Regions from separate parts of the Mus musculus genome. Here regions 2 and 3 are each linked to region 1. Evidence: chromatin loops called from intact Hi-C (ENCODE). Cell type or tissue: left cerebral cortex. All regions are shown on one strand. Each heading gives the region's core, and the rest is flanking DNA. Links, peaks and the distances in the headings are about the cores only.

The links. A loop is a pair of places that touch in the nucleus more often than their neighbours do. Peaks named below come from ENCODE experiments on the same cell type or tissue, not always from the same donor. Only the 100,000 strongest peaks of a DNase experiment are listed, where the experiment ranks them.
Region 2: a loop joins it to region 1, with 1.8 times the contacts of the local background. A loop is called at or near these places in 2 of 42 quality-filtered maps.
Region 3: it touches region 1 in a loop (1.8-fold over the local background); 2 of 42 quality-filtered maps call a loop at or near these places.

What each region holds. Positions count from the first base shown.
Region 1 is chr6:32,353,305-32,364,307 of GRCm38, forward strand. All of the region lies in intron 3 of Plxna4 (plexin A4), which reads right to left. Among named protein-coding and RNA genes, the nearest start is that of Plxna4os1, 150 kb to the right of the region's middle. In left cerebral cortex, for the core only: no CTCF peak of the experiment used is centred there; a DNase peak (open chromatin) is centred at 6,538; H3K27ac peaks cover 550 bases.
Region 2 is chr6:32,434,197-32,445,199 of GRCm38, forward strand. The region is part of intron 3 of Plxna4 (plexin A4); the gene reads right to left. Among named protein-coding and RNA genes, the nearest start is that of Plxna4os1, 71 kb to the right of the region's middle. In left cerebral cortex, for the core only: no CTCF peak of the experiment used is centred there; DNase peaks (open chromatin) are centred at 8,523, 9,191, 9,712 and 10,370; H3K27ac peaks cover 2,228 bases.
Region 3 is chr6:32,446,639-32,457,641 of GRCm38, forward strand. The region is part of intron 3 of Plxna4 (plexin A4); the gene reads right to left. Among named protein-coding and RNA genes, the nearest start is that of Plxna4os1, 59 kb to the right of the region's middle. In left cerebral cortex, for the core only: no CTCF peak of the experiment used is centred there; DNase peaks (open chromatin) are centred at 928, 3,131 and 4,888; H3K27ac peaks cover 971 bases.

The DNA.
Region 1 (11,003 bases), core at 4,096-9,095:
TGGCTAAGTATGAGGCCAATGGAGGCGTCTATCACAGAGGAACAGTGGAGAGAGCACAGTGGAATTCCCTCAGTCATAAGAAGGATAAAGCTATGTTGTTTGAAGGAAAATGAATATAGCTGGAAATAATATTTAACAAATTAAGCCAGCCTCAAAAAGATAAATACTGCATGCTTTCTTTTCTTTGTGGCTCGTAGAATTTACATAGGCACGTAAGATTACATCTGCATGTGTGGAGGGAAAGTAGGATCAAAACTATCTAGGGGAACAAAGGAGGGAGAAGGGGAAGATGGTAGGTTGAGCAGGGAATACACTCATACACTTGTATAAAAATGTCCTGTGTCAATGAAAAAAAAAACGAACAAACAAAACAAAAAGTGTAATGTTGCAAGCTTATGTGTGTGTGTGTGTTATATTTCTCTCTATATAAATACAACCCACTTAGTCTATATAATGTTGTGTAACTGTTTTTAGGAGATGATCTTAAGACCTATGTAGCCTGAGCTAGCCCTGAGCTTGCGATCCTCCTGCGTTACCCCTTGAATGACTGGATTTATAAGCCTATGCCACCAGGCCCGTCTGGAAAGTTCTTTCGGGTGGACTAGTCCATAATAAAGTATGTATGTTTTCTCAGTGAGCTTTCTGAAATTCTCACTTGACAGTGGAAGAGCCTTCGCCAATCCTTGTAATAGTGAAAAGGAGGCTCAGAAGAGGGTAAACCATGGGCCACGCAGTGCAGTGACATGCACAAGCAGATGAATCATTTAGACTCACAAATGCCACCCCACACTCATCATTGTCACACCCAATGCCACTATGAATAGCTGTGTCTTCTCTAATGACACTGTGGTTCTTTTCTCAGGCAGGAGAACAGGTGGGATGCCATCTTGAAAGCCATGTTCTTGCCGTGGGAGACAGGTTTTCTTCTCTGAGCTCATCCTAAGAGTGTGAGAGGCACAGAAGACAGGCTATTAATAGGCTACAGGAATACCATGTCAGAGGTTTTGCCTCATACCCCTTGGCTCTTGGGGAGGCTGATGTCTGCCACTGTGCGCCCCAGAGAGTCACTTTCTATATGTGCCATGGTATGATAAAGCTCTGTTACTTTTTCTGGAACTAGGACTTTAGAAAACTTAGTTTCCTGTAGATAAGAGAACAGCACAGTGAAGGACTGACTCTTAGCATTTCACCCCATCACGGACCATGAAGAATGTCTCATCCCATAGTGCAGATGTACCTGAAGTAGTCAACCCTTGCCCCTGTTGAGTGAGAGTCTAGTGTGCTGCTTCCTCTGTGTTTAGCTGTCTCCCAATTCTCTCCCTTAGCTGTCCTATTAACTGCATGGTGGTTGCATGTGGATCCCCAGAAGCTGCCAATCAAAACAGGTTCTATTTTTACTTCTGTTCTCAAAGTGTGGTCATCTCATTTCTCAGCACTGGGATTCAATGGAGTGACAAGGAAGAGATGGGTTGAGGTGTTGCTTGCCAATGTAAGAAGGGATAGTGCCAACTCCAGGCTATGCAGGCATCCTGGGTTGAAAGCCACACCGAGAGATGAGGAGACCTCCCATCCTAAAAGGGGAAATGATGCCTGCTGTAAACTAGCTGGATTATCTGTGCCTTCTGGAACATTTTACCTCAGTGTTCTCCCTATAAATTTGTAAACAATAAATATTCGTCCAACTGAATAGGCATAAGTGGCTGATGGAGATGGTGTGATGAATGAGTGAGTGGCTGAACAAGTGAATACCTGTATACCTATATTTTGGGGTGGGTCTTAAAAATCACTCCTTTGGGGGATAGGTGTAGAAGTAGAGCATCACATGAGCTGAGTATTTAATAGTCAACAAAGTCCAAACAGTAAGTCTAAACTGTTGTCACATTAAGGGTGGCTATTTGGTAAATACCAACACCTCCAACGTGGCCAGTGCTACCTTACATTGGTTAACTGACTCTGGTACTAAGCCAGCACTCCAAAGATCATCATTAATTCCAGTACATGAACAACTGAAAAAAAATCTATCTGAGAAACAAAGAGCTACAACAATTTATACATTCACAGTGCTTGTTATACATGCATTAAACATTAACGTTTTGCTCCTGCTTATTTCTTAAGGGCAAGAAATCTCAAGTATACCCAGTGCATTGAGCTCTCCCACAGAACGATATGCGATACCCCCACTATGGTAATAGCAGCCACCATGCATGCTGTGTTGAACAGAAGGAAAAGAATGAACAAATGAGTTGAGGAAAGTGTCTGTCGGAATATTGGGGAAGGAAATGATGTAACCGGTGGACCCACCACCCAGGTCAGGTGAGCTGACTGCTCTGGGAACCCCATAGATCTGTCCCCTAAATCTTCTGGCTGAAGCAGCCAAATCCCACTGGGAACATTCTTCAATAACCATGGCTACAGGAAGCTGCTGGCAGGGTCCCAGAGGCTCCAAGAGTCTCACCCCAAGAGGAACCCTGCAGGCAGTGCCAGAATAGCCCCAACCTCACAGGAGAGCCCAGCTGGGCCATAAATTGTACTGACGAAGATAAAGACACACATTTTCTCTTGGCTCAAAGGACTTTAGCATGGCACATTTACCCTCTGCTCTGCCAGGCGAGTGGACTGTGTTCATGGCTTCCTTTTCCCAGTAGGTTTTCTCTTCTCCTACTCAGCCCCTTTTCCTCCCTTTCCCATCTGCTACATGAGCTCTAAGGCCCCATCACTCCTGGTCAAGAGGGCTGCTACAGCAGGCTGTTTGTTGGGGTGACCTTGAAATGACCTTCCATCTGAATCTTGCCTTGGTGCGGAGTAACGCTTGTTCCCATGGATAGCTGTAGACTCATGAGAAGCACTCAAGTTTAAGATAGCAGATTCTGGCATGGGTATGATTACTGGCTGCTGTGTGACTTTGTCCAAGTTGATTGACAGCTCTGAGCATCACCAAATAATGCTGACTTGAGAGGACAGGTGAAAGGCTGAATGAGATACCTCAGTGCTTTCATGAAACTCAGATTTCCGGAGAAACAACAAAAAAAAAGTGATTCACAAGGTCAGTCATAGAAGAACTAGAGATAACCCATGTCCCTAGTCCCCTGCCATTGCTAAGTCTGTCTTTCTACAGAGAGAATTCTGTAACTAGAATTTGTGGGGAAGATCTGCTTTCCAAACACACTGGGGGATTGGCAGAGCTGTCAGGAAGCGTAGATGCTTTCCCTTTGGGGTCACTAGATTGGTACCCATCTCATTCCTTACACACTATAAGTAATGTACACTGCCCTATGTTTTCACTTTGAACCTCAGTGTTTCTGACCTGCTCATGGTAGCAGGCTCAGGCGGCCCTTTCTACCTGTACTACAAAAGACACTGTCCAAAGTATTTTGAGATTCTTGGGGATCTTTTCTGGGTAAATTACACACACACACACACACACACACACCATGCACTCACACACACACACACACACACACACACACATTTACTTACACTCATACAGACACAATACATCCATACATACACAAACTCATGCACATACACAAACACACACACTCACACATGCTCACATACAGGCACACATATACTCACACATATACCCTCTCACACACTCACATACAAACACATATACACTCACACCTACACACATATACATACACCCTCACACGCACATACATATACACACACTCACACACATTTGAACACTCACATCACACACGCATACACACATGCATATGCATGTGCACACACAAATATACACACTCACACACATTCACACATAAGCACACATTCACACAAGCACATGCACGTGTGAGTGCGCACATGTGCACACACACACACACACACACACACACACACACACACACACACACACACATACACACACAGAGTTTCCTAGAAATGTGGATGAGTGCAAGCTCCTAGAGGCAGTGGCTCAGCTGAGGTTCCGGCAGGCATTATTGATGTGATTGTATCCAGAGTGTTGAATGAAAAGGTGAGGCAGCCTTGACAGCGATATCACTAGGCAGAAAGATTTGATCAGCAGTAAGAAGATGACATTAAAAGGAAAGGGCAGAGAAAGAAGACTGCCTCCCTTTGTGAGCTTGGGAAACATGATAAAAGAGAAATAACATGGATGCTACCCAGGCTCCAGTTTTTCTTTTTATTCTGATTACTACTTGAGATAATTAGCTAGTACAACAAGCCAAATCGAAAACTACCTGGACTTTTTGCACAATCACTCTCCCCTTCCCCCATCCCTGTGGAACAACCTGGATTAAATGACATTAACGTCCTCTGCCGAAACCCCCATCCCCCATGAAAAAAAGGAAATACAGCTCAAAGGCAGACTTCTCTTCCTTGTCTAGCCCAGAGAGGTTGCTGAGAGAAGCTTAAAGGCCGGTGTGAGGCGGGAAGCTGGGATGCATCTCCATGACAACCACCCAGGCCAAGGCCAGTTTCATCACCTGGAAACTGGAAACAAGATACAAAAGGAGGGGCATATGTTGGGAAGTTTGGAGTCTCACAAGCATGAACCTGCTCCAATTCAGGTAAAAGCCATACCTGACATGTCCTGAGAGGAGAGGAAACAACAGACCCAGAGCAAGGTCCAAGAAATCAACCAAATCAAGGAAGCAGGGTTTCTGGAGACAAGAGTTTGCTATCCAGACAGCCATTAAAGAGGGCCAGATAGGAAATATTAAACTCAACAATGAACCTATTACACATGGGACAGGAGAGGTATGTCTTTAGTCTTCAGACATCATGGGATGACTAGCAAGGGAAAGAGGACAGTTGCCCAGAATGGCAATGGCAGTGGCAGAGATCGGACTCCACCCTACACTTCCTTATTCAACCTGGAGGCATCTTACCATTTTGGGCTGGCTCCATCTCCTTTCCCAGGAAGCACCTGTTCTTGGAAGACATGGCCATCTACAGCATTTCCCACATGTTCATCTTAACTCAGTTTCCCCAGTAGAGAGCCATGGACAGAAGACAAGTGACACTAGAATTTGAGAGCCATCCTTGGGATGGGTAAAAGATGAACTGGAAGAGCAACAAGTCTCACTTGCCTCCTTGCTTTTCCTTGGGATGGTAGTGGGGGAGGGGTACTCTATTGAGTGGGTATGATATATAAGGCTCTCCTTCTCCCTCACCTTGCTCATCGCCCCAGTGCATGGGAGAATGTGATGGAGCCAATGTTAACACTCGCTAACTGTAGACTGTTGCTCTCATCCATCACTTTCTCTGGCTTCTGTATAAGAACCATGGCTGACTGACTGCTATTGTTGACCAGGAAGGCTTATTTTGTCAAATACTTGATCTCCAGCTGGCGGTGCTGCTGCGAGGGTGTAGCATCTTTGGGAGGTGGGAGAAATTAGAGGAAGTAGATTACTGGGGAGTGTCTTGAAAGGTGATACCCAGTCCTTTACGCCTTCCTTACTCTCCTTCCTACCCTCCATGAAGTAGAAAATATCCCTTACCACAATATCCTGCCAAAGGGGGCAAGCCACAGCCACTGAACCCTCTGAAAGTACGAGCAAAGTGAATCTTTCTCCCTTCAACTTATTTACTTAGGTATGTGGGTCACAGCTATGTACAAGTATGGAGACACTCATCTCCCAAGGTCAAACACATAGCTCTGAGGTGCCATTTGCATTTCTGCTGCTCTGGTCCAAGGAGATGGACCAGAGGAGCACACAGATCCAACCGTATAAGAGCGAGCGGATAGCTGAAGGCAAGCTAACCTACTCTTCATTCTAAACCTCGTCTCTTCTGGCTCATTACTTCCCCACTCTTTTCAAACCATAACACACTAGAAAAACCCTAATGTTCGTACAATGCCAACATAAACTGAAGAGATTGTTTACTGTTGCAGGCAAGTGGTTCTAAGCTGCCCCTCGCTCCTGCTAGAGGATCCCAGGGATGCAGGGATCAGTATCTGTGCTGTGGTCAAGAGACAAAAAAAAGAAAGGGCAGCTCAAAACTATGAAGGACGACATAGCTATAACCTCTAGAGCCAGGGAAACCCAGGACACTAATTAGTTTAAGGATTTTGATTCTAGGTAACCCTGGAGACAAAATGGCTAAAATACCCTGTAGATTGAGCCAATAGAAGCCTTCCTCTGGCCCTGGAGGCGGAGCTATCATCTTAAATCTAATTGCTATAGGAGAAAGGCAGAATGCTGGATAGGAAACTCTTACTGTTCCCACCACAAACAGAATGTATGGGGCCATGATTCCTAATGGAAAATGTTCTCTGTGACCCTCATCCTAGGCCTTCCCTAGCACGCCCTTGATTTGCTCATCTTTAACACAGAATCTTTCCGTTTCCAAGCCTGAATGATCTGCTGAGGGCTACACTGGCCACCTCCTCATGCTGTCACAATGAGGGACCAAACATTTGAGCTTTTCTTGAGAGCTTTTTCAAAAAAAATAAAATAAAATAAATAAAGGAGTTACTTAGCTCTTCCCTCCCTCTCTCTTAACAGCATCTTTCAACCCAGGAGCTGCCAGAGAAGTTAGAAGCCTCGGCTATGTATAGAAACCCCATCACTCTCTACTGAAATAGAGAGGAGTGGTAACGCCCCCACAGCACTTAGGGAGAAAGGGGAAAGAAACCCAATCCAGCCAAAACATGGGATGAGGGGATGGTGCCCTGTGCTGCCTGGCATGTGCAGAGGATTGCAGGGAGGGCAACTGAGGTGGGTAGGGTCAGGAATTGCACTGTGTGTGTGTGTGTGTGTGTGTGTGTGTGCACTCATGAGCTTACACACGAGTGGTGGAAGGATCTGCCCTGCCTCTGGGCATCTCATTCACACCCCTACATGTACTTTATCACATTTGGAAAGGACTTTGGGGACAGGAAATTTGATGAATTCCCACTGCAATGTTTCACGACCCTGACAACAAAGGAGCTGTACCTAATAACCAAGCTCCAGGCGGCTTCCCACAGTTCCAGTGGCCTTCCCTTGTGAAGTCCTTCATCGAGCTGGGAACAGCTGGTCACCATCCTCCTCATAATAACCCTCTTACACTGAAAATGGCTATTAGGTCACTCCTCATCCTCTGCTTCTCCTTTTGGGGTGTGTGTGTGTGTGTGTGTGTGTGTGTGTGTGTGTGAAGCAGAGTTCTGATTTCTTTATCTTGGCATGAAAAGCCTTTTTCCTTTGCACTGGGACAATCCATCATCACCAGCCCCTCCCCCTTTCTTTTTAAAATTATGATCTTTCTTCTGACATGATAGCAAAATTAGCAGAGTATATATACATAGCATTCTGGCCCACTGTCTCATTATAATGGGGGCATACTAATCAGGGAAAAGTGAGAGGAAGGCAGAAAACACATGCTGGATGCTACCAAGTTTTCTCAGTGCATCTCCTCAGAGAACATAACTCATCCTTAGTTTCACCCTTCCAAATCATGTTAGCATGAGGTTTGAATTCAGATCTAGTTGTTTATAAACTCACAGAACAGTTTGGATCAACAGTATATCAGGCCCATTCAGAAAATGCAAATCAAAGCCCTGATTAGATTCCATTACACACCTGCTGGGGTGGTCACAATAAAAGTTGGGCTATGACAAGTATTGACAAAGATGTAGAGAAATCAAGACCTTCCCACATTGCTGGTATGCATATCAATAATGCATCTGCTTTGCAAACAGTCAGAGTCTTCCTCAAATGGGCAGATAAATGACCCCACAATGCTACTCTTATGTCTGCAGCTATGAGGAATGAATTATAGCTCATGTGTGTAACTGTTCCTAGCAGCATCGTTCATCGCATGCTCAAAGTAGATGTGATACAGCAGTCAAGTCAGGTATGATGGTATGTGCCTGTAATCCAAGCACTTGTGAGACAGAGGCAAGAGGATCATTCAAGGCTAGCTTTGGCTACTTAGTGATTGGAGGCCAGCCTGGGCTATGTGAGACACTGTCAAAAAATTTAAAGGTTCAAACTACCTAAAAGTCCATCAATGAGGAGTAGATATGTAGAAGTAGTATAGTCCCATAATGGAATATTGCTGACAATCAAAAGGAATGAACTACTGAGATGTGTGGATGGACTTCAGTAACATAATGCTGAATGAAATAAGGCAGACATGAAAGGCCACATATTATATAATTCCATTGGTATACAATGTCCAGACTGACAAGTCTAGCCAAAGAGGACCAGTAGCTGCTTAGGAGTGGGAGGCATGGTAAGTTGGAGGGTGATGGTGAAAGAGTATGGAGTTCACTTTTAAATTAATAAAAATATTCTAAAATTGAATTTGGTAATGGCTGTACAACTCTGCAAATGTAATGAAAGCTCTTGAACTATAAAAGCCATTGAACACTGTATTCAAATGGATGAATTATATGATATATGAATTATATTTCATTAAAGTTTTGGAAAAAACACACTGAATAACAAAACTTTGTTTTGGAACTAACTTTGTTTTGGAAGTGTTAAGAATCCTTGGCTCAAGGCTGAGCCACAGGCAAATCCCAGGATAAATCTCTATAATGTTCCTAAAGTTTATCTGTAGCCAGACATCCTGAACTCTGCCATGGTGGGCCACTGAAAATGTGAATGGCCACTGTTCCCACTAGTCAGAAAATTAAGAGGCAAGGTCTATAAAGAAGGTACTGGTGAGGCTTCTCATCCAGGGAGTACACCCAAGAAATATGTCTTCCATCTACTGTCTTATTTCCAGTGGGAGGCAGGAAACATAGAGGATGCATCTTGTCCAGGTGTGGCATGAGTCAAATGTAGGACCAAGCAAAGGGCCTGGCAGACATGCCCTAAGCCAGATCCATATTCCCTCGGGTAGCAGGAACGTGAGGCTGTTTGATACAAGCCTGACAGGGAAAGGGCTACTCATCTCGCCCTTCCTCCTCTGTGCTCAGACACTCCAGAAAGCTCCAGAGAAAGAAAAAGAGGAACCAAAGAAAGAAAAGAAGAAAAGAGCATTGGAAAAATAAAAGGGGGCCAATTCCCTCTTATTAAGCCTGTTATTGGGCTGCGAATCAAATTAAACCACAGGGCTTTCCACTAGCAGAGTGCTATTTTAAGCCTTATTAGACTATATTAGGATTGGCATACATTTCCACTGACATAATATTGGCCTTTAATTGGATTTAAGGGCAAGGAGGCTGCATTCAGATGGAATAGGCCCCTGCAAGGAGAAATTTGTATTCCTCTCACAATATCCTCACTTTCCCTGCTGGCCACCATCTGAGGGTCCAAGCAGGCCTCTAACCCATTCAGACTCCAAACAGCAGTCTCCTTTCTCCTCCTCTAATAGGCTGCCCTAGAGCAGGACCCTCTCATACATATATGTGTCCATTGCTGCCTGGCAGATGCCTCAGTCGGTAGCCATGGAAGCTGTTGACCTATAGGTACCAACCAGGCTGTGTAGTGGGCTTCAGACTGTGAGTAGAGCTCTAGGAAAAGAGGCCTCCTACCTCACCTCTTTGGCTGCTAGGCAACGGCGGATAGAGCCACTGACTGTTTGCAGAAGGCCGGTCCTTCTGATGAGGCCATGATGAAGAGGAGGATTTGGAGCTAGAAATACTAGACCTCGGTCTTTGAACCGCAAATGACCCACGGGGCAGGTGGAATCTGAATAGGAAAGGAACACAGAAAAGAGTTTTTCTACCATGGGAAGCTATGCATTCATCAGGCCGGCAGGTCCAGCCTGAGGACGTAGCTCTCTCTCCCTTGTAGTGTTGCCGCTGATATAACAGGGATAATAACCCTAACAAGGGATAGATAACCTTGACCTCCTGGTCCTCTACCTTTACCTCTGGAGCTCAGGGATTACAGGTCCACGATGACGTCACCAAACCTAGCTTTATGCAGTGATTGAGATCAAAGGCAAGTCCTCTATCAACGGAGCTGTGTCCTAACCTTGGCTCGACTTACTCTGACCTCACCTCAGTCAAAAGAGAAAAGCTCCAGGCAGGAGTATAATGGTGTAGCCTAGGGCCCTGCAGGGCTCCCCATTCATCTCCCACCCACCAGAGTTTCCCTTTCCTCCTCTCTAAAGTGGGGTTACATTTCTCCTTCCTCCTTCAGAATGTTCTGGAAGCTAACAGAGAGAATACGGGTAAAAGAATGCTTCTGAGGCTTAAATAACCTTCAAGCCTTCCCCTCTTTACTTTGTTTTTCCAAGCATCAAATAGTTCCACTAAAAGGCACCATCACGGCGACAGACGTCACCAACCAAGTATGTTACAAAATAATGTTGAGATGAGAAAAATCTTGGTACAGAGACAAGGATGTATGAAATATCGCCTCCCAAAATATTGCTCAAACATGAGAAAAACACACAAAATTCCTCAAGAATTTTCACTAATACATGTGAACAGCGCCCATTCCCACTTGCCAAGACTCTTCTTGGCTATCCTTTGATGTCTTCAATTTCCACACTTGTTTTCAACTTGTCTGCCAGAGCCATGTGCTTGTTTATTTTTACTACATTTTTATGACGTTTCTGCTCTAGCAATAAGTTTTGCATTATTAGTTTTATCAAATAACAGAATGTCTGGTTGGCTGGTGGAGGTTTACTGGCCCGATTTTTATGGCTCCAGCCCAGAACACTTTCTGTGATCGCTTTCTGAGTAGTTCTTAGACCCGTTCTTAAGTATGTGCTTCTGCCTGTATTAAATCACATCTGAGGGCTAATTGTTATGGTATAAACTTAGCATCAGTGTGGTGCCAATTGCTGTAATCTTATCATTATTACTTAATCACAGGCTTGCCTGCTCTGTTCTATGCAGCACAGCATCCACATGTTGGGCAAAGTTGCTTGTAAATCTAATATTTATAAACAATGTCTTTTTTTTTATAATCACCGGGACCTTTGTGTTTGACACACCTATTATCACATCTTACGATGCACGTGCGGCAAGTTTAGGTTAGGTGATATTCTGACACTGGAAAGAAACTAAAACAGAAAGAAATCAGACTAACATGAGTCCAGGTTGTAATCTGCAGCTTCCTCTTCCCTAGTTACTTGATGAGTGCCTA
Region 2 (11,003 bases), core at 5,772-10,771, 83 kb after region 1:
CAGGCGGGATCAATCCTTGTTCTGCTTCTCGCTGGTGCTGAGATAATAAGGGGAAAGTGTTCTCTCCTCCTTCCAAAGTGCAGACCAATTAGCATTTTTTAAATTACCATTGGAGAAATACACCTAATTAGCCACTTTAAAGGAAAGCTTTAAAATAATAAAAAAAAAGAAGTCATAAATTCCTAACTGGCCACAGCTTCGAGACACTTTTAAAGCTAATTGTGTGTTTCTGGAACTAACAGGGGAATTGCTAAAAGTTAGAAACAGATTTTATGACCTGGGTGGGAAGGGAAGGGAATGACTGGGTGACCTCCACAGGCTAGAGGAGGGTTAATGTCTAGGTGCTGGATCTGCACCCCTCCTGGCTGCTGCTGCTGCTGATCTTGCTGCTCATGTTCCTCCTGCTCCTGCTCCTGCTCCTGCTCCTGCTCCTGCTCCTGCTCCTGCTCCTGCTCCTGCTCCTGCTCCTGCTCCTGCTCCTGCTCCTGCTCCTGCTCCTGCTCCTGCTCCTGCTCCTGCTCCTGCTCCTGCTCCTGCTCCTGCTCCTGCTCCTGCTGCTCCTCCTGCTCCTCCTCCTCCTGCTCCTCCTCCTGCTCCTGCTCCTCCTCCTGCTCCTGCTCCTGCTCCTGCTCCTGCTCCTCTGCCTCCTCCTCCTCTTCCTCCTCCTCCTCCTCTTCCTCTTCCACCACCTTACCCTGTCTGCCTGCCTCCTTCCACCACCACCCTCAATTCTGCCCTGATCAGAGGACCTGACTTTAAGCTGACCACGTGAGTAAGAGCAAGGCAGGTGAGCAGACTCATGGCCAAACAATAGCATGAAGAAGAGGGCAGAGAGCAGGGGGCTTGGAGTGCAAAGAAGAAAGAATTTGAGGGCCCAGAACAGAGCCCCAGCCAACTTCCAGAAGCCTGGTTCTCATTTGTGGGCTTCATTAAACTTTACCTCAGTGCAATGGGGGTCTGAGTCTGAACCTGGGGACTCACTCAACCCATTTCTAACTGGAGACAGACGGGGCTTCTGCGGCCCTCAGGCTTCCTGCCCATGCTCCCTGCCCTGACACTGAAGAAACACTTTATAAAGTGCAGGCATGAGGCTCCAGGCTCCCTCATTTGGAAGGCAGGCAGCATCTCACAGCTTTGGTTCCTCTTGGTCTTGACCTTCCCACTGCTGAGATTCCCCCTCCCCCAGCTTTATTTTCTTCTGGGGGAAAGGACCAAGCAGGTTTCCCTACAGGGAGGTCATAGCACATATGGAGGCATGTCAAAGAGATGCCTGGAGAACTGCAGATGCCCCTGTCACCCTGAAGATCTCACCACTGTTGTTCATCAGCCCTTCCATAGTTCACAGTGGTACTCCAGAAGGGTTGTCATGGCAGAGGGAGTAGGGGCCCCTGCCACACATTCCTTAGGCTGGGTTGCTGAAATCATCTTCCTGGTTCACTAAGAGTCTTCTTTCTACATGTTAAATGAGACTATAAAGAAATCACATCAGCTCATGGCTCTAGCTGCATATGTAGCAGAGGATGGCCTAGTCAGTCATCAATGTGAGGAGAGGCCCTTTGTCCTGTGAAGGATATATGCCCCAGTATAGGGGAATGCCAGGGCCAGGAAGTAGGAGTGGGTGGGTTGGTGAGCAGGGGGAGGGGGAAGGGATGGGGGCTTTTGGAGGGGAAACTAGGAAAGGAAATAACATTTGAAATGTAAATAAAGAAATATCTAATAAAAAAAAGAAATCACATCAATTCTGGGAAAGCCCAGAGTATGTATCTCCAATGGTGGCAGTAGAAGACCCCACCCAAAGTCGAAAAATGTGAGGCACAACAGCATTTTAACCTTCATAATGGTTTATAAAGCTTTCCAAAGCTCTCCCTCTCCAGCAAATGTGCTTGTCTTCTCATTAGGAAGAATTTGAATTTAATTTTCCTCTAAGGGAAAGATAGTAATAATGAAAAATAAGTTCAGAAATGCTGGCCCTGAGACAAGGTCCCTCAGCTTACAATTTAGGCCATACAACCAGGAATGGACTGACTTCTATGGATTCACTGGAGACCAAACACAGCAGATAAAACAAGAAATGGTCATAGGAGAGGCTCTGCTCCCAACCCATCTAGAGATGTCCTCTGAGGGCATTCACAAGCTTTCTAGGTGGTAGAAGGTTAAGGATCCTCCTGAGTGATTGTGGGAGATACTGCAATATTGTACATTCTCTCAGGTCAGACAGAAGAGATTCTGCAAACCAAAAGACCTCAGGGGTATCTGCCCACCTCATCCCAGCCTCAAAGCACTGAAAGAAACAGAGTAGTGAATTCTCCAGGCAGCAGCGCTGAGCAAAAGGTTGAGAGGATCCCAGGCTTCCAAAGAAGCCACGACAGAGTGCATGTTCCAGGCAGAGGGCACCTTTGGCTCCCCAGTGCTGCTATCCCTCGTATCCCCCTCTAACTCCACAGGATAGAGGCCTGTAAGGAGTACTAGCTACACCAAATGGACAGCTATTGCTGTCCTATCACACTCAGAAATAACAAGTCCTTATCACCCCGTCAAAAATATGCCACCCTCCACCCCCCAAAGTCAACAAGTCTGGACAACCTTCTTCTCTTAAATGGTGAAGCTGCTGGCCTGGCAAGTCTCAGCTAAAGAACTTTGAGTCAGACACACCTTGTTTTGAAGGCTGGCCCCAGGACTGTTTGAGTATCCTGAGGAACCTGGAGATTGAGATTGCTGGTTCTGAGATTGCTGTCCTTATAGTAAGGGTGTGCCAGTGAACACTAATTTGGATCACTTTCCTGGGGCTCAGAAACAAAGTCGGCAGCTTTCTTGTGCACCCCAGGTTATCCTCCAGGGACCCTGTATCATACCGCTTGGGCTCCAGTTAGCAAGTCCCCAAGATCTTTCCACAAGTTCACCCTCCCTGGCTTTCTGGGGGTTATAGATGGCTCAAGAGTTGCACATTTTTATCCTATCAAGAAAGCATAAACAATTCAATGCCAGGAGGAAAAGGCCTTGTTCCCTCTTGGCCCCTGGCAGAATCCTTTGGGAGGCTTATCCACGTCACTAAGGCAGCAGGGAAAGGGAAAACAGCCAGGTCTCTGGAACCAGGGAACAGGAGGGAGACACGCTCTAAACGATTGAGGCAGCACCCCCATGGGTGCATTCTCCACCACCACTCAGCTGCTCATGCGGCCTGGGTACCAAGAGTCCCCTCATGTTCACCCCAGTATCTCCACTACAAGATCCTGCCTCCTCCCCCAGACACCCTGGCTCTGGCCAGCAGCCAGGTCCTCGCCCACCTCCCACTTCATTCCCTGTCTGCAATTGTTTCCAATCAGTTTAGGAAACAGCTCTGAGAACAATTAGAAAAAATAACAAGGAAGAATTACATAATTACAGTCCGCCTAGATCTCAGGCACTTCAAAATTAAAAAAAAAAGAAAAGAAAAGAAAGAAAGAAAAGAAAAAGAAAAAATAAAGGCTGTGCTGAGTCCAAACAGGGAATGGTGTATGGGAGGGATACATCTATGGGTGTGGGGAAAAGGTTGGTCCTTACATCCTTACAGCATTAGAGTTGAGAAGGCTGGGAGGGTAGAGGGAGGAAGAGGACAAGTACCCGTGTCTACCTGTTGGTCAGACAGTTGGCCAGTGTTGTCCAGGCTCAAAGAATGACTCCAATCATCACACTACACAATCTATAGAGCAGTCTTCTAGAGCAGACAGCCGCATGTACCTTTAAGAAGACAGGACCAGAGATCCTACAGTCCAAACTTCTCATTTCCATGATACGAACAAAGATAAGGAAAAACAATAATCTTGCCCAGATCACAGACAACACAAGGCTCCAAAGTCTACACAATGCCTTGTCCACTCACAAGCTCTTAAACATGTGCCCCAGATAGTAGATACCCACTGCAAAAGGAGGGAGGTCCTTGCCTCTTGATGGGAACAAAGAGACATATTGTGAAAGTAGGCTGTGTAGGTGCAGTGGTGTTGCTCAGTTGCTTGCCTTGCATGCACAAAGTCTGAGCCCTAGTGCCACACAAAATTGCATGGTGGTACACACCTGTAACCAGCCCTGGGAGATAGAGACAGCAGGATTAGAAATTCAAGGTCAACCTTGGATATATATGGAGTTTGAGGCCAGCCTTGGTCTATAAATGAATGTGCAGCTGTGTTTCAAGGAAACTTCTTTGTGGACACTAAGATACTTCATATGCCATAATGTTTCCTCCCTCCCTCCCTCCCTCCCTCCAGTTTTCTTTCTTTCTTTTACCCTTCAGAAATGTAGACACAACTCACTCTTCAATCATGGGCTGTGTACAAGTAAGTTGTTGGCACTCTTTTAGAAGAGTCTTGATAGTCTTTGCTAAGTCATATTGGTTTATTCAGTCAGGTTGTTATAAGCCATTCTGTAGCATTTTTTTTTTTAGATCTGTCATTGCTATCAGTAAACACTCAATTCCCAGCAGCAGACAGGGCAGAAGAGGAAGGGGGTTCCAGATGGCCAAGTAATGGTCCCCCAGAATTAAATGGAAGAAGGACCCTGTCTTAGCACAGCTCTCTCAAGGTAGAAGGTCTGTCTTCCAATGTAGCACAATCAACCTTTCTCTTGCTTCTACTGCCTCTCCTCTTACAAATGGGTCGTATTGAAGCACCTTCTTTTATTGAAAACAAAGAATGAGTAAAAGACCCACTACAGACGGCATTATTCCGAGTAAAAATTCATATCAAGGTATCAGACACCGGCTAAAAGCATCCAGGTACCCATGGTGTTAGTACCTTGAGGATAAGGGCACATGGGAGAGACTCAGTCAAGGTCAGATGAATGAGAGAGCTAATGAGTGGACGTTCAAGATGGACATGGTTGGCCGTCTAATGAAGACTAGATCTGATGTCAGTTGAAAGGATAGAGAATTGGTGTTAAGCTGAGGAAAGGCACCCCAACTGTGGGAACAACTGAGCTAAACCTATGAGATTCAGGCATGTACAGGAGGAGTGCAGGAAGAAAGGAGAGAAGGGTGTAAGTAACCAGGGTCCTGGGCATGAGGGAATCTAAACACTCAGAACTCTGCACTAAGTCTCAAGTGCAGCTTGGACATTAAGAAATCAACTACTAACCGTCTATGGTCAAGCTGCCTTCAGTTCACTGGGGTCAAGAATATCAGACAAAGAATGTTTAACCCATTGAAGGTAAGGAGTTGGAACCTTCTCTCCAGAGCGGTTAGGTGGCCATAAGATTAGAAAAAAATATATATATAATGACTGGGAACCTATGGTCTGTAGAAAGCAAGAAGTCCATTTAAAGAACTCTAGATGAGGACAGACACAGCAGGCTGGGGCTACAATGAGAAGGAACAAGAAGTGGTCCTGGACTCCTAGAATTCGGTGGGACTTGCAAAGTGATTAGTATTTATGAGTCAAGCCTGGGATTAGCTAAACTGGGCTCAAATCCAACAGCAGCAACAGCTCTCAATGGTTGATTGTCTCCCAGTGCTCCTGTCTGCAAAATGAAGGTTAAAAAGAAATAGAGTCATAGCTACATGGGATCATCACAGCCTTTAGATCAGGTTACACATGGGAAGTGCTGGCCACAACACCAAGCATAGAGCAAAGGAACTGGAGACATCGGCTGTCACTGTTTGCTCTACATCAGAATGGCTTTCCATGCCTAGAGAAGAGACTGTCTGAGTGAATGTGATATATCTACATATTAGTATATGACCAGGATCAGTTTCTATCAATTAGTTGGGGGACCTTTGGGGCCAGAGCAGGTTTTCTGCAGCAGGGATGGAAAGACAGAACATAATCCCTCCCACCCTGTTTGTTTCTCACTTCCCAGTCTTGGGTGGAAGAGCCAATACACACGCACCTTCTCAGTCCCTCCTCATTAGTGGTTGGTGACCAGAGATCAGAAAAACACTCACAGCCCTCACTTTGCAAAGGTAAGAGAAGAAAATTGCCTGACTCTGTAGGCAAATGCCTTTTCCTTCCAACACAGGGATGTTGCACAGAAACTTGAACACTTCTGACCACAGGAGAATCTAGATTCTAATACTTGTTTTAAAAAGCCTCAGTCTCAACATTCAACGATCAAATACTTGTTAGGCCTCTGACCTGCAGGGTAGAGAGTTCAGTATCGTAGCACAAAGGGCACGAGCTTTGAATGCAGCAAGATGAGTGCTGGGCTTGGCCTTGCCATTCACTGGTCAACCACGTGACAACATAACCAAGAGCTAATGAGGGTATATGAAATAACATGTGTTCAACACAGACTGCAGTGAGTTCCCTGGACTCTCTCACACACAGATGGAGGACCTGGGTTCAGAGGCATGGCTGAAGGTTTTTGTTCACTACAGAAAGGGAGGCTGGGCGTACTGATCACTTTTGCATCGGGGTGATCAAACCACTTGACAGAAACAACTTGAGGCTGGATGTCAAGGTTTATTTTGACTTAGAGTTACAGAGAATGGTCACCCAACTCAGTGGAAAAGGCATGGCAGGGTGACTCACCATGGTGGTGGGAGCATGCGACAGTGGGCAACTCACATCATAGAGGGTCAGGGAGCAGGGAATATGACTGGAATGAAGGTTAGACTATACTCTCTGAAGGTCCAACCCTCATGGCATACTTCCGTCAAGCAGGCCCCATCGGCTGAAAGCTCTATAGGCTCCTACAGCAGCACTAACCAGTTGCAGAACAAGAGCTCTAAATATAAACCACAGGAAATACTTCAGATCAATGAAATATAATAGTGTGCCAGTTTCTTAATCAACGCTGCCTTAGACTGTCATTTCTGCTTGGGAGGAAGGAGCTGTAGTCAAACCCATAGCGTCTCCACTCTCCACACTGCTCCTGGAAGGCTGTCCCCTGCTATGATTACTGGTCCCTGTCCTTTGAAGCTTCTATATGGTTCACTATGGTAGTGTCTTCACTAGTTCAATGACAGCCTCCCCCATTCCACCCCACCCATACACTTCTGACTCCAGCTGAAGATAGCATTCCTGCTTCTGATGGCACGTGACTGGTGAAGGAAGACCCACCCACTGTGCATGGCATTCCCTAGCCAGTCCTTTGTGCAGCTCCCTTCAAATCCATTCACAAATGGTCATGTCTCCCAAACGCAAGAATAGCAGGGACCAAGCAGCAGGGATGGTGGTTAAGAAGAAAAGTACCCGTTGCCGTTCCCAGGGAACCTCTCTGTGCAACTTCCTCTCCTGCTTTTCTATCTGGTTGCTACTGGCAACCAGGCAATCATATTTTTCTAGTCCCAGATATAATCATCATAATCAATATAGGGTATTTATTACACTCTTTGGTTTCAAAGAACTTGAAGCTTTTCCCATTTATTATTTTTTTTTCTTTACTAACACGGGGAGAGGATGGGAGGAGGCCTGTCTAATTATAAGGACCAGAGAATTACCACATAACAGATTGGGAAACTGAGGTAATGAGGAAGAAAGGAGATTCAGGAAACTCCCAGAAGAGCATTTCTTTTTTATTTTTATTTTTATTTTTATTTTGCACATTTTTATTAGATATTTTCTTTATATACATTTCAAATTTCAAATGCTATCCCAAAAGTTCCCTATGCCCATCCCTGCTGCTTGGTCCCTGCTATTCTTGCGTTTGGGAGACATGACCATTTGTGAATGGACCCCTACCCATCCACTCCCGCTTCTTGGCCCTGGCATTCCCCTGTACTGGGGCAGAAGAGCATTTCTAACAGTGAGTAGCATTCAGATTGCACTTCTAATATTCTCCCATTTTAATTTTATGGTGTCCCTTTCTTGTGAAGCAAGCTTTCCAAACCTTCGTTATTTCTACAGATAAATTCTAGAGAGGTCACACAGCCTGAAATGTCTTTGCCTGAATTTGAACTTGGGTCTTTTGAGTCTCTTTGAGTAGTTGTTTTTTGTTTTGTTTTGTTTTTGTTCTTTAATCTCTATAGAATCTCTTCAAGAAATTATAATAAACTATTCATTATCACATTATCACATTTCTTTTTATAATTTATCCACACATCACTAAAATGCTTATACTATCTTACTCTGTGTAGCATAGTTTCTCTTACACATATAATTCTTTCCAGTTATAGCTAATAAGCTAATATCCATACCGCAAGGGCAATAAGGGCAGAAAACGGTTTTTCTTTTTCAATGCTAGGAATTGAGCTCAGGGCCTCATGCACAAGATTAGTGTTCTACCAACTGAGGTACATCTCCAGCCCCGATAGCTGCATGTACTCTACAAAATTCAATGAACATTCTCTCACTAGACTAACAAGCATAGGCGATGTTTGTGACTCTGAAACCATGCATCCTTTCTGACAACTATATGATGTTACCTGTTGCTCCAGCAACTGATATGATGCCATCCTTTTGTCCCAGCAACAAAAGCAATACTAAAAGCATGCCTTTGGGGCCCCTGAAGTGGACAAGGCAGACACAGCCTTCCATCCTAAACACCCAGAAAAGGCTTCGGTGGCCTTCGTTGCTAGTCAATGCTGCACACACAGGCAGCTGGGGGTAAAAGAACTGCGAGTAAAACAGAAGCAAAAGAGAAAGCATGCGGCCTCAGACAGAAGTGCTCTAAAATAGAAAAATTGTCAGTGTTATACACAGCGCTCATTTCCCTCTGGAGCTTGAATAAGCACCACCAAAGAAAGGCTGGCTAGTGTCTAAGCTACAAACTAAGCTGCGCATCTTACTGCTTTCCTAACAACGATGTGTATTCTGTCGCTAGGTAAGGGGGGGGGGTCCCACAGCAGACCTGACCTGCGATACACAAGACCTACTAAGCAATGAGATACAGAAGACCCACTAAGCAATGAGGTGCCAGGACTAGGACCAGCCCTTGGCTTTCCCATATAGCATGCCACGCCTCCCTGAACTCTAGAAAGAACTGCTCAGTGGGAAAATTCTATGCTTTAAACTTCATTCTGTTCAGTGGAGGGAGCAGAGGAGAAAAATTAGAAACAAAAATGGCCAACATGTTGAAACTGAAGCTAAGGATACCCAGAGAGAAAAGCCTGTGGCTGAAGTCTCCACAGATTGATGATCAGTGCCAAGCAATCAGTGAGAGCCTGTTCAAAACCTACCAGAGGCAATTACTGTATAAGAGTTCCAGTCCACACTGTGGACCCTTCTACCAGAGCACTTACTCAACACCACACAGCCTTGCCTGGTTCCAACCCATTTTTATTCTCCTTCTGTTCCTACATTTCCTCAACTTTGGATGAGTTATTTAGTCTCCTGTTCCCTAATCCTAGGCAGCACCAGATTTGCTATCACATTTTTGCACTCCCAACATCCACTGGGATGCTGTGTTTCCAACATTGCTGGTCTCTTTGGGACACAGTCTGTACTCAACCCTGAATTCCACGTTTTCCTCTTTAGTTGGGGTAAAAACACTGCTGTCCATGCTGTCCAGGCCATGTTAGCCAGGACTTTTTTTCAGCTCCCTATGCAGAGATACAGGAAAGAGAGAGAGACATCTATATCATTAGGTAAATACTCAAACTTGAAGTTCAGATTCTCCAAGACACAAATCAGTGGGGGCTCTTTTTAATTCTTGTTCTAATGTTGTCTCACAATGGATTCTCAACAATTCCTTTCTTCTGTTATGTAATGCCTGCTCCCTTCCTAGGAGTTAACCATCTGCTTTCTCTTTTTAGCTTCACAGCATCCTTGGGACAGATGCAACCAGATCGAGACATATGAGGCCCATCTTTCTGTATTCAGAAACACCAAGGCATGAAGTCTGTGAGGGTGCTATCCTAAATGGCAATCTCTGCTTTGTTCTGACCACCTTCAGCTACTTGAATTGACATGACCTTGACTAAGTGAAGGTATAAAAGAGTTGAGAACCAGTCCTTTGTATGGATGGAAAACTGGGATGAGGATGGCAATCAAGGTGCTATGAAGATCTTTACAACATAGTGAGAAATTCAAGCATAGTAGTTCAAAAACCTCCAGCCAGCTTCTCAGTTCTTGGGCTCCTCTTGGTAGGACATAGATCTAAGCTCTAGGTTCCCAGTCCACTTTTTGTTTTCTCCTATGAAGCTCATAAACAGCATTTTTTGAGGCCATCTTCTGCAGTCTGAACACATCATCCCATATATTTGGGATGTGTTCAGGAAGTCTATGTGTGTTCCCTCAGGATTCTGGGCCATTCAGGACCACCTCCTCATTGAGGTCACCACCTCCTCATTGAAGTCTGTCTAAGATTTGCAGATGCTTGCTGCTGGCCCACAACTCCTGCTCAGTGTAGACCCATAACCCCAGGGGAAAAAACAAGGAAGGAAGGAAAATAACCAAGGAGGGGTGAGGGGAAAGATTCTGAAATCTGGACAACATCAAGAGCCTGTTTCCATGACAACTGCTCCTTATTACGGTTGCTCAAACTGCAGCCTGCTCCAATCAGCTCTGTGGATACAGCCTTCACCCAGCCTGGGTGATGGCCCCTACCTGGCCTTGCTCTATCTAAGAGGGAGAACTGGATCTCCTGAGATACCTGCAGGACCACCACTTCCCTCCCATTACCCTAGTCCCCTTCACAGAGAAGAGGGTAGCAAGGAGAAGGAAGGTTATTAAGACGATGTTTGTGGAGGATGGGAAAGGCGGGGAGTATTCTTCCCACGGTGTAAAATAGAAATCCAAGATGAAGCCTGACATTAGTGTGGCTGACACTGTGAACCTCTATTGGGGCCACCTATGTCAGGGGACATTTGTCTTTGTGACGATGAGTCCTGAGCATACACATGACTGTCAGCCAGCCTGTGGGCATGGCCATACTGGGCACATTCACTAAGTATTTCCATCTCTTGTCAAACTTTAGGCTGAAGTTAAAGGCTAGCTTCTGGGAGGTGAAGGCCACAGTTAATGGCCAGAAGGGAGAACACAGAAGCAGCTTCCAACCATTTTTGAGCCAGCCTTTGGGTTGGCAGGAGCAACTGTAACATTCTCTACAGTCACTGCTGACCTGAAGGCTTTCTAGCACAGGGCCTTCCCCCCAGA
Region 3 (11,003 bases), core at 171-5,170, 89 kb after region 1:
CTCCCTTATTTCATGCTCACACATTAACCCTATGCTTCTAACTTCACACACCAGAGACAAAGAGAAGCCCAGAGAATATGGCCACAGTGACACAGGCACACAAGTGGTATAGCCACTACTGCTGCCCAGTGCAACAGGCAGAAGAGCACATGGATTAGAGAGGGTAGCCTGATAAACTGAAGCTGGGACTCTTCACATCAAACAGAAAGCCCCATCGATAGCATCATCGCCATGGAGAAAGGGAGCTGTAGAAGAGGTGGGAGGAATGCACAGTAGAACAGATAAGAGACAGGAGGAGCACCATGAACAAAGGAAGGAGGAGTGCCTAGATGTGCCTGGAGCTACATTCACTTTGGTTGTGCTCCAAGGATGGAGTTGGTGCTCAGGGAAGAAGCTAGTCCTGAGCTGTGGACCTTCCTTTGCAGAGGTATCTTTGTGCCCCTGGTATGCATCTCAGCCAAACAGCTTGGGTGGAGGTTTGTGCATCTCAGGATCAAAGTGTGTTTGTAAATTTGGGCTAAGGGATGCTTATGACCACAGATCCTGGGAGTAACACTAGCCTTAGAGTATGTGACCACTTGGGGTGTTATCTCTATCTATGTGATGGAGATAATGTTAATTAATGCTCACAGGGTGGCCTTCATGACAATCCATTTAAAAGTATCTGGCATAGTAAGGGATGACTAATATTCATCTACTGTATTATAATTGTCCCATCCCCTCCCACCACCATGATTTAAAACGGCTTTGCCAAAAGAGGATGAGGTTATATGTATAGGACGTAATTCATTATTTGCCACACAGCTATTGTTAAACTGCCCAGTTTGCCAAGGAACCACCAGCTCCTCAACTGCTCGTTGAAATCTTTGTGTAGGATGATTGCTCTAACTAGATCATCTCAGCATTAGTCTAGCGGTTATTTAAAAGCATCTTCTAGTGTGGTGTTAAGGCAGGGACTCTGATATTAGACTGTGAAATTATTTTTGGCCACTTGCTAGTAATTGGATTGGTTTTAGTTCCAATGTCTGGCAAAAACTCAAAAATTCTGTGGAGGTTTGGACGTGCTTTAAATCTCCCTGATCTCGTTCTTTGTCTGATGGTTATTTCAAGAGATCTTAATTTGGTGGTTACTAGAAACAGGGTGGAGGGTGGAGCGGGAGAAGAGGCTAACGTTTGTCAACAGGTTCAAAGTCACAGAATCTGCGTTAGGAGGTATCTAGACAGTTGATATGGTTAGCAGCAACACAGTATGCTGTGTATTTCTTCCTATTTTAAGGGGAGAGAGACATGGTCTCACCCTATGGTCCAGACCACCCAATAACTGATAACAATTCCCCTACCTCTGCTGCCCAAGTGCTGAGATTATAGGTGTAAGCCATTCCTGACTTGCTATAAATGTGTATATACCTAAAAGAAAGGATTTCAAGTATTATAATCTCAAAGAAATGATGTATATATATTTGAAGTGATGCCTATTTCACTTTTCTGATGTGATCATTCCACAATGTCTATACATGTACCAAAACATCTGTCCCATAAGGATATTATACAATTATTATTTGTCAATCAAAAATAAAGTAAGGCTTACGAGCTCTTTTTGTTTGTTTGTTTGGTTGGTTTTTTTTGTTTTGTTTTGTTTTGTTTTTTCGAGACAGGGTTTCTCTGTGTTGCCCTGGCTGTCCTGGAACTCACTCTGTAGACCAGGCTGGCCTCAAACTCAGAAATTCGCCTGCCTCTGCCCCCCCAAGTGCTGGGATTAATGGTGTGCGCCACCATGCCCAGCGGCTTACGAGTTCTTATCATTGTCTAAATACCAAAATAAAGAGATCTGTTTCTAAATGAAGTGGTCACTCCGAGACAGACGTCACTGAGAGACTTGTCTTGGTTTCTTTGTGTGTTTACTTGCCTTTGCTTGATACTGTTGTTGTTTTGAGGCAGAGTCATTCAGTTTTGAGACAGGCTGGCCTCAGTCTTAAATTCACAGTTCCCCATTGTTTCCTGACAGACAGAATTTAGAGTCTTCCGCCCACTTGACTTTTACAGGTTTATATGAACCATGTGGCTACACTAATTCTTCAGTCAACACTGAAATGAACTAGCGTGTCTTCTAAAACCTCATTCAAAGCAGCAAGTATGAACCTGTGATTTTTACCATGTCTAATATGCCTTACTCTTGGTAAGAATGCCAGCGGTCTCTGGATCATCCAGGTTCTGGTACCATTCACAAACTAAAATTCTCATTTTTATCTCTGACCTGGAGGAAATTGAGATGCAGAAAAACACCCTCAGCTAGATCCAGCTGCCCTGATGCTTGCAGCTGGCAGGTGTTAGAGCTTCAAGCACATGGTCCCCAGATGCAGCAGGCCTCCCCAGAAACCACAGCAGTCCGTACTTGCCAGTGCTATCCACAGGAGCTCCAGTGGTGACCTTCATCCTTTGCAAACCAGCCTCTCAGAATGTGTGGCTATCATACTTTAAGAATATATGAACGTGTAATTTGGCTGTTCATGTTATAGATCAACAACATATGAAGACAGATGTATGTGAAGATATGTACACATCCTACATATATGCATATACACAAATATTGATACACATTTGTATTATACACATAACATTCTTAGAACCACATGGAAACCCCTCCCATTCACCTCAGGCGACATGTTTGCTAAGGATGTTGGTGAGAGAGTGAGAGGCATTTTCTGCTGCTCAAACTGCTTGTAGAATCAACCCTTTGCAAACCACTGGTGAAGGTTCAATTTCTGAAGTCAGAGTCACGTGATAGGCAACCAGCCAAAGTTTGTGTCAGTAATTCTTTCTCTTCTCTTCTCCTTTTTAAGTTCCTAAGCAGTTGCTCTTTCATATACAAGCACACATACACACACACACACACACACACACACACACACACACACACCACCTCTCATGGACTTCTACGCCCTGCTGACTCGGGGATTACCCAGGTGAGAAACATCTGGTTTCTAGCCCTCGAAACTGTCTTAACATGGAATGAGCAGTACAGTTCTGTCTGAGGCTTTATGAGATTAGGATAAATGCATTTGGCTGGCTAATTGGAAAACCTTACTCTGTGTGTGCATGCAGATGGATCCGTCTGTGTGGGTTTGTGCCATGCTGTCACAGATATATATTTATCTTCGTAGTGGGGTCATCTGCACACTCCAAACTGCCCACAAGTAAGGCAGCCAAGAATCTACTGAGCTTCAACCTGCAAGAAAACAACAGACTCTCCGGATTTTAGCCTTACTTTACCTTTCCTAGGGCTGTATGAGGATATATGTTGTTAGAGCTATACCCTTAAGCCTCCTGAAGTGGGATGGCTCTCAGTCCTTAGAAGCTGTTGCCTTTCAGTGAAGAAGTCAATCACTCCAGACCAGCACAACGCAGCAAACAGCACATAAAAACAACTTTGGGTAGGACTCTCACTCCATGCCCACTGCTGGGTAAAGCATATGTACTGTTTTTAAACTCACCACCCTGAAACCGCTTAAAAGAGCCTGACAGGTAATTTATTCTGTGGCAAAGGATAGCAATTTCATTGTCCAGAGACAAGAGACCCAAATGCATTGGAAAATCTGTACACTCATGGAACATGGGTTTAATGAGATAACAATTCCAAGGGTGTGTGCTCGTAATTCTTTCTGATCGCCCATCCCATTCCCAAAGCTTCCAGGCAAATGTTTTTCCACAGTTTCCTTTGTAAAAGGCCCTCCAATGGACCTCCACAGAATAAATCAAATATTTCAGCATGAACAGTGATTACTGGGTCCTTCTTTGTGGAAAAAGCTAACTGCACAGGGGTCAGGGAACAGAGGCTGCTGTGGGACTTTTGTCTCTAAATAGGATTTTTTTTAAAAATTGTATCAGACTCTTTGTAGTGACCCTACCCGGATTTATGGGGTTTGGGGCAGACACCTGAGGCAGCCAGGAGCAACAAGCAAAGGGGACTGATACAAGGGACAATACTTGCTTCTGGAAGTAGAGTTCAATGTCACTATGAACTTCTTTTCCCAAAGTATGCTGACAGCTATTCTCATATTTAATTCGTTAAAAATTTGTTCTTGATAAACAGTCCGTTGTGTGCATGTGTAAATGTGCCAAGCCTGGGAGTAGTACAGACACACATTCCTCAATCCTAGAATAGCAATAGAGGCTGGAGTCTTGACTCATTCCAGCAATAACCCATGCACATGGCCCCAGTCTCATAGTGTGTTCTCATCTATAACAGAGGCAGGGCCTAAGTCTCTCGATGGGGCTTCACTCTCACCTCTGACAATATCCGCCCCATGACACTGCACATCACTTGAATTGTAGGCTAACGGATAAGATCTTGGCTGGATTGTTTGCTTCCATTTTCTGTATTTCAGAACGCTGAGCTTCATGGTGGGCTAGGAGCTGACAGGGTCATGGTTAACACTTCTGAATTTGCACAGTCTTCCATGGATGCTTATTAAATTGAGTTGAGAATAACAAGAAAACGCTCGCGGCTCCTGCTTCCATCCCCTAGCTGGGAGAGCACTGTTCTTGGAAATCCAGTCCACTGCACACGGGGCTCAAGGTTGTAGGCTACGGCATTTCCACGCGCTCGTTCCACGAAGCTCTCAGCTTTTTGAGGATAGTAATGAATGAGATCCTTTTTAAAGCTCTTCTTTGAGAGTTTATTTCATATCTTTTTATATTTCATATCATATTTGTATAAAAATATCCTGGCTCTAACACAGCACAAAAAAACCCTATTCAGTCAAGTAACACTCTTTATTGCTTTGGCTCTAGTCAGAGAATCTATAAAAGAATGGTCTACCCAAGGCCAGCAAACGCTGAGTGTCAGAGAAGGATCGTTCCAAAGGCGATGCAACCTAGCAAGGACAGAGGCATGTCAAGGCTCCATCCAGGACAAGGAGTGCCAATGCTCCAGGAAGTGACATGCCATCAAAGCTTCTAGTGAAGACGCATGTCAGAGTGATGCTTCTGCTCCTGGACTCCTCTATCAATAGATCACAGGTAAGAGAACATCCTACTATTTGAGGCTGGGGGAGAGTCAGAGATTCACTCTCCCTTTGCAGAGCCCCAGCCCCTCCACTGTCATGTTTGTCCTTCAGGGTTGCCTGGGTGACACAGAGACCAAAGAGAAGATGAATCCAGCTTGGAAAGGACAAAGTCAAAGGTCTGTCAGGGGCAAACAGGAGCGCTTAGTGTCACTGGCCTGGATTTTGGTGCCTAGGGCCACAGAGTTTGCAGAGGACAATAGCTGCTAAGACTGCAGGTGCAAATGATATTGACTGTCAGCAAGCAGAGAAAGGATGGAGATGGGGCCTGGAAAGAGAGAGGGAACATCCCAGTCTCCAACCCATTCTTCCAAGACCTAACAGATGTCCTTCCCTCCCCCTGTCTTTCTGGGAATGCCTCAAGTGCTGGCTTTCTCAAATGGGCAACTTTCCCTGCCACCTACATTCTCTTTCTAGATTCCAACTTGCTGCTTCCACAAGGCATCTTTCCTCTTCCTCCTCCTCCTCCTGTTCCCCCTCCTCCTCCTCTTCTTCCTCCTCTTCCTCCTCCTCCTTCTCCTCCTCCTCTTCTTCTCCTTCTTCTCCTTCTTCTTCATCTTCTTTTCAACGCTGCCCTTTGTTGTCATTCCATGCCCCTAGCATCTAGAAAATACTTATAAAGTGTGCCCTATGGATCAGGTCCTACCTGAAGTATATAGAATAATGACTAAGAACAGCTCTAGACTTTCATAGGTCAGCCTCACAAATGGATGTTAAAAAAAATGTGGTTAATCATGGAACCCAGTTTCCCTAACAAGTGATGCTCTGCCTGCTGAATTTTCTATGTGCCTTCTTTTGATGTACCTTGCCATGGTATGACAGACGTAAAGGTATAGGCTGTTGCACCAAGTAAGGCATCATCAACTGGCCTGCCATTGCTAGAGCAGTGGTCTTCAACTTTCCTAATGCTGTAACCTTTTGATATAGTTCCTCTTGATGAGGTGACCACCAACCATAAAATTATTTTTTGTTGCTACTTCATTAACTGTAATTTTGCTACTGTAATGAATCATAATGTAAATATTTGTGTTTTCCAATGGTCTTAGGTGACCTCTGTGAAAGGGTCATTCAACCCCCAAGGGGGTTGCCACCCACAGCTTAAGAATCATGAGAGGAAGGGCCAGGTCTGTTTGCTGGGCCTGCGCTGCAGTCCCATGACTCTAAAGGTCTCGCTGTCTTTTTTCTGCAAAGAAGCCTGACCAGCTGTATCCCGCAGTCACAGGCCAGTGGTCCTCACAGCGAGATTTGTCCGACATTTCATATTTTCTTTCTTCCCAGGTCCAGATCCTGTCAAGTCTGTGGAGGAACAGGAAGCCATGCCCAGCAGGAAGGTGTTGCTTTGCTGATGCCCTGTGCTTCTCCCTTCACTGTGGCTGTGTTTTGACAGCAAAGGCTAATCCCACTGGCCGTGAGTTAGTCATAGCTTTGATGACTATGACAAGATACCTGGGAAAACGACTGGAAGGGGAAAGGTTTACTTTGGCTGATGTTTTCAGAGGTCAAAGCTCGGCTGACTGGCTGGCTGCATTGTTTCTGGACCTACAGTACAGCAGACCAGCATGGTGGAAGGGCATGGCAAAACAGACATTTTTACCTCCACAGCATCCAGGCAGCAGAGAGAATGACAGGAAACAGTTAGGGACAAAATACAAGACCTGAGAATATGTTCCTAGTGACCCACTTCCTCCTATCAGGCCCCACTTCCTACATCTCTATCACTTTCAAATAATGTAATTAAGATATGAACCCATCCACAGATCGAGCCAGGAATGAAGGCCAAGCCCCAGTGATCCAGTCACCTATCCATGGTGCCATCAGTTGGAGAACAAGCCTTTAGCGCATGAACTTTTTAAAGGGACACGTCACATTGCAAACTATAAGTGGGTCTATTTTTTTTCTTATATCTCAATTTTGGGGAAAACGTTGCTGTGTACTGAACTGCTTGCAGTTGGGGGGTTGCAAAGTCCCAAGCCTGTGTAAGGAGAAAACAAACTACTGAAGGTCTAAATCAATAGAACAATCTTCTCAGGGCCCAATTGCACCATCATTCTGCGGATTCCTTCTTCCTTTAGAGTATTAGACAACCCAACAGTTCCACAACCATGATCCCCATGCCCTCTTCTCTTGGCTGTCTCTAGATTTACAGATGCAGCCAGCCAGCCGTCTTTTTCCCGCTGCACATATCACCAACATCTCCACTAGCTGTTGTTTCTGGTCATGACACTGTTGCCCCATGTCCCTGGGCTCAGCCTGCCTTTATGTACGTCCTTAGTTAACCTGCTTTTTACTTCTCCTCCTTATGATGAAAAAGAAAACATAGCTGCCCAAGGACACTGAGGAGGAACATGAGGAAGACCAACAATGCAGCATCTTTCAGGTTCCCCTTCATTTCTGAAACTGATACCTCTTTCAAATGAAAATGTTTCTGACATAGCTTCCTTTTTAAAATATGCACCTCCATTCCAAGATGCACAATAACAGAATGATCCCATTGCAAGCACGTGGGGAGCCACAGGCCTACCAGCACCAATGAGCTCTGCCCCATGTATTTCCTCCAGGCCTTAACTTCTCCCTTCTTTCTTCAAATACTTCTGATAACAAACTAAGCCAATTCAAGGTTGTTTAAGTGAGTTAAAACACACAATCTTACTCAATCCCAGTCTTCCATAATATTCTGTTCTGTGATCTGAAAGTCCTTGGTTTTAAAACTCTCTCTACCTCATACTCAATCCTTTTCTTCAAATCTCTGAGTTGAGCAAACCATCTCATCTTCTCTGCAATGTCCTTCTGCTCAGCTGGTGCTGATCAGAAACTGACTCCCTGATTGGCAAGGAGGCCCACATTCTGCATTTTGTGCATTCTGATCATGGGTGATTTTAGCTTCCATGTAAAGGGATAGGTCCTGATGTCACATCTTGGTTCAAACAGACATTAACCTGTGTTGAGGTCTATGTATATAAACTTAGTCATAGAGCACTTGCCTAGAAAAGGCAAGATCCTGGGTTTAATCCTGAGCAATACACCTTCAAATTAAATTAAAAATCTTGTGAGAGAAATGTGTGGCTGTCTGAGTTGGGCTGTTTTGGGTGGGCTGGCTAAGGAGTTGGCTGAGGTTGTGTCTATCAAGGGTTGTGTAGCTACAGCTGCATACATCCTCTGCATTTCCCACATTTGCGTTCTCTGTGAACCACCCTCAGTAAAGCCTGTATCCTAATCTAATTTTCTAGAAGAGCAAAAGAACAAGGCAATAGCTTTAACATCCTCATCTACTGAGAGAAAGCACACTAGGTCCACGAAAAGTCATCTCCTAGAGCTTAGTGCTGGTTACATTACTGATCTAACCACTAAACCCACTTTGCCACCTGTGCCCTTACCCACACAGTTTGGTACCCAGCCTGGCCTCCTGCTTCTTCTATGTGATTTCCTAAGCAAATGGAAAGTTGTATCTGGAGGGATTTATACTCCAGCTTGATTCTTTCTCTTGGGCCCATAGAGGGTTCTCCTAGCAGCAACTGAGTGTTTGTCCAAGCTTTGGTATCTACTCATTAAGCCCCAGTTGCCACTTATAAAACTTATTAGGTTGCCCTCTGCCATAGAAGATGGTAGAGAGGAAAGTGAGCTCCATTGTGTGAGTCAGAAGTGAGAAGCTTTGAGCAAATCATGTCATCTCTACACAGTGTCACTCATAAGCAGATGGTAGCATTTTTCACACACACACACACACAAAATGCTCTTAAAACTTTACCATATTGTATTTAAAAAAAAAAGGAAAGGAAAAGGAGGGGAAATATGTACTTTATGAAGATTTTCTTGAGTTCATGGCCAGACCAGTTCAGAGCCATTGAGTTAGTTATTTTTCTTATTGTAACACAGTAAAGGTCAGGATAACCAGGTAACCACCAAGCTAAGAGTTATCACCACTCAGGAGGAATAAGAAAAGCATGGGGGTGGGGAGCAACCTCCAGAATTTCCTGGGGTACCACTGGCTTCTTCCAGTGCCCCTTTCTCAGACAGTCCCATACTTGATATACCCGACAGGGCCACTCAGGCTCACATGGTGGTAAAAGCAAAGACAGGAGTAGAGAACAAACTTTCAATCTTTCACAAGTCTTTCCTGGAGAAGGGAATAGTTTGCTCTGCTCTTCCAGCTGAATTCATGTTGCTCTGGTGGGCACAGGTCAACTGTACACCATGTGAACAAGAGCACAGCAGCTTACATGGAAGAAGGTGGGGCAGAGACCAAGATGGTCGAGCATGGGCCCTAGCACTAACAGTCATGCTGCTGCCCAATCTTCTGGGGCCATGAGTGGATAACAGTACTGAAGACTTGCACTTGCTTAGGACTATATGGGTTTTTGTGTGTATCATGCACAGACCTGGGACTGTACTATACACCCAGTAAAAGATACATAGCACCAAGCATTGCTATAATGGCCCTTGTGTATGTCTCAGGCACTGTTACTGTCAAGCTCTATGTGGAAATCTATATCCTGGCTAATAAGCATCTTCCTAAGTCTCTATGGTAGGAAAACTGAAAAAGACATGAAAGGATGAAGCCATGGGTTGAATCTGAGGGCTGTAAGGAGGAAACCATGTGAAGCTTTAGACTGGCCTAGGTGGCACCTGGAATCAGGTCAAACTTCTCCAACTCTTGGCATTCACATTCCCCCCTCCACCCGAGAGTGAAGGGGAAGGAAACTAACTTTAAGGACCAAATATAGTGATACAATACTACAACCACTGTTTCCATATCCCCAGAGTCACCTTTCCAGCTGCCAGTGTTGGCTTTCTATAAACTCTGTTTCACTCCTGTTGGTTCCATTTTACACAGAGGAAAATGGTAAAGGCCACTTGACCTGTGTTAGGGAGATTTGTAATCCCAGCCCAGGACTCCAGTGTAAGAGCACTTTGGGCCCCTTGGACACTTTACCATGGACACAAGCAAACACCTTAGAATTGCCTAACAAGTGGGAGTCTGGACTTCCTACCTCCACACCTCCCCACCCACTCACATCCACGATGCACATTTCCATTAGCTTCTTTGCCCAGTGATCTGTTGCTTTGTTATATTAGAATTGCAAACAAATGTTCTCATCCCAGCCTTCTCTCCCCCTCCCCTGCTGGCATCTAGAATTCAGCATTGATTTTCCTGGCCCCGCTCCACTGCTTGACTGACATTCCTGGATGATTCCCCCTTGGAGACCTTGAGCTGACTCAACAGGCTCTCACTAGAGCCCAGAAGGAAACAGCCAGAGATACTAAGTTAGTTTTTAATCCCTTCTTTTCCTGATCTCAAGGGCCAAGTCACAGTGGCCCGTTGACTCCATTTCTATTATCCAAATACATGATGGTTATATTCCTGCTTCAAAGTGCCCAAAAGTTGGGGAAGAGGTCCCCACAAAATTCCTGCTCCTGGGAGGTGTGAGCTTGTGAGTTTTGATCTCGCAAGTACTGATGTTTGGCATAACTTGGGTTCCTTTGGCTGAGGAGGGTACTCTGGACCAAAAATGGTTCCAAAGGTCTATGGAAGATCAGAAAGGCTTAGTGGTAAGAGGGCTGTGACATCCTGTTGTATATAGACAGGCCATAATCTCTAACCCATCATACCAGAAGGCTCATCTCAAGAAGGAGGGCCTCCCTACTAAGTACAAGAACCTAAACACACAAGGAGGCCTTTCTCCCAACTTACCATTTCTGATTCTGGTAAGTACATGGAGATCTAGGCACCAACCAGGGCAACCCTTCCCTGTTTGAGCTTCCATCCCCAATGGATGCTGACCTGCTGACCTGCTGACCTGTGGAGCACAGGACTATTAGGTTTTTAGGAATACTGGATCAGGTTGTCAAATTAATCAATAGTTTACATTCACTGTAGTAGAATTTTTACATTACAAAAACTGCATTATGCTATATACATAAGAACACATTTCCCCCAGATTT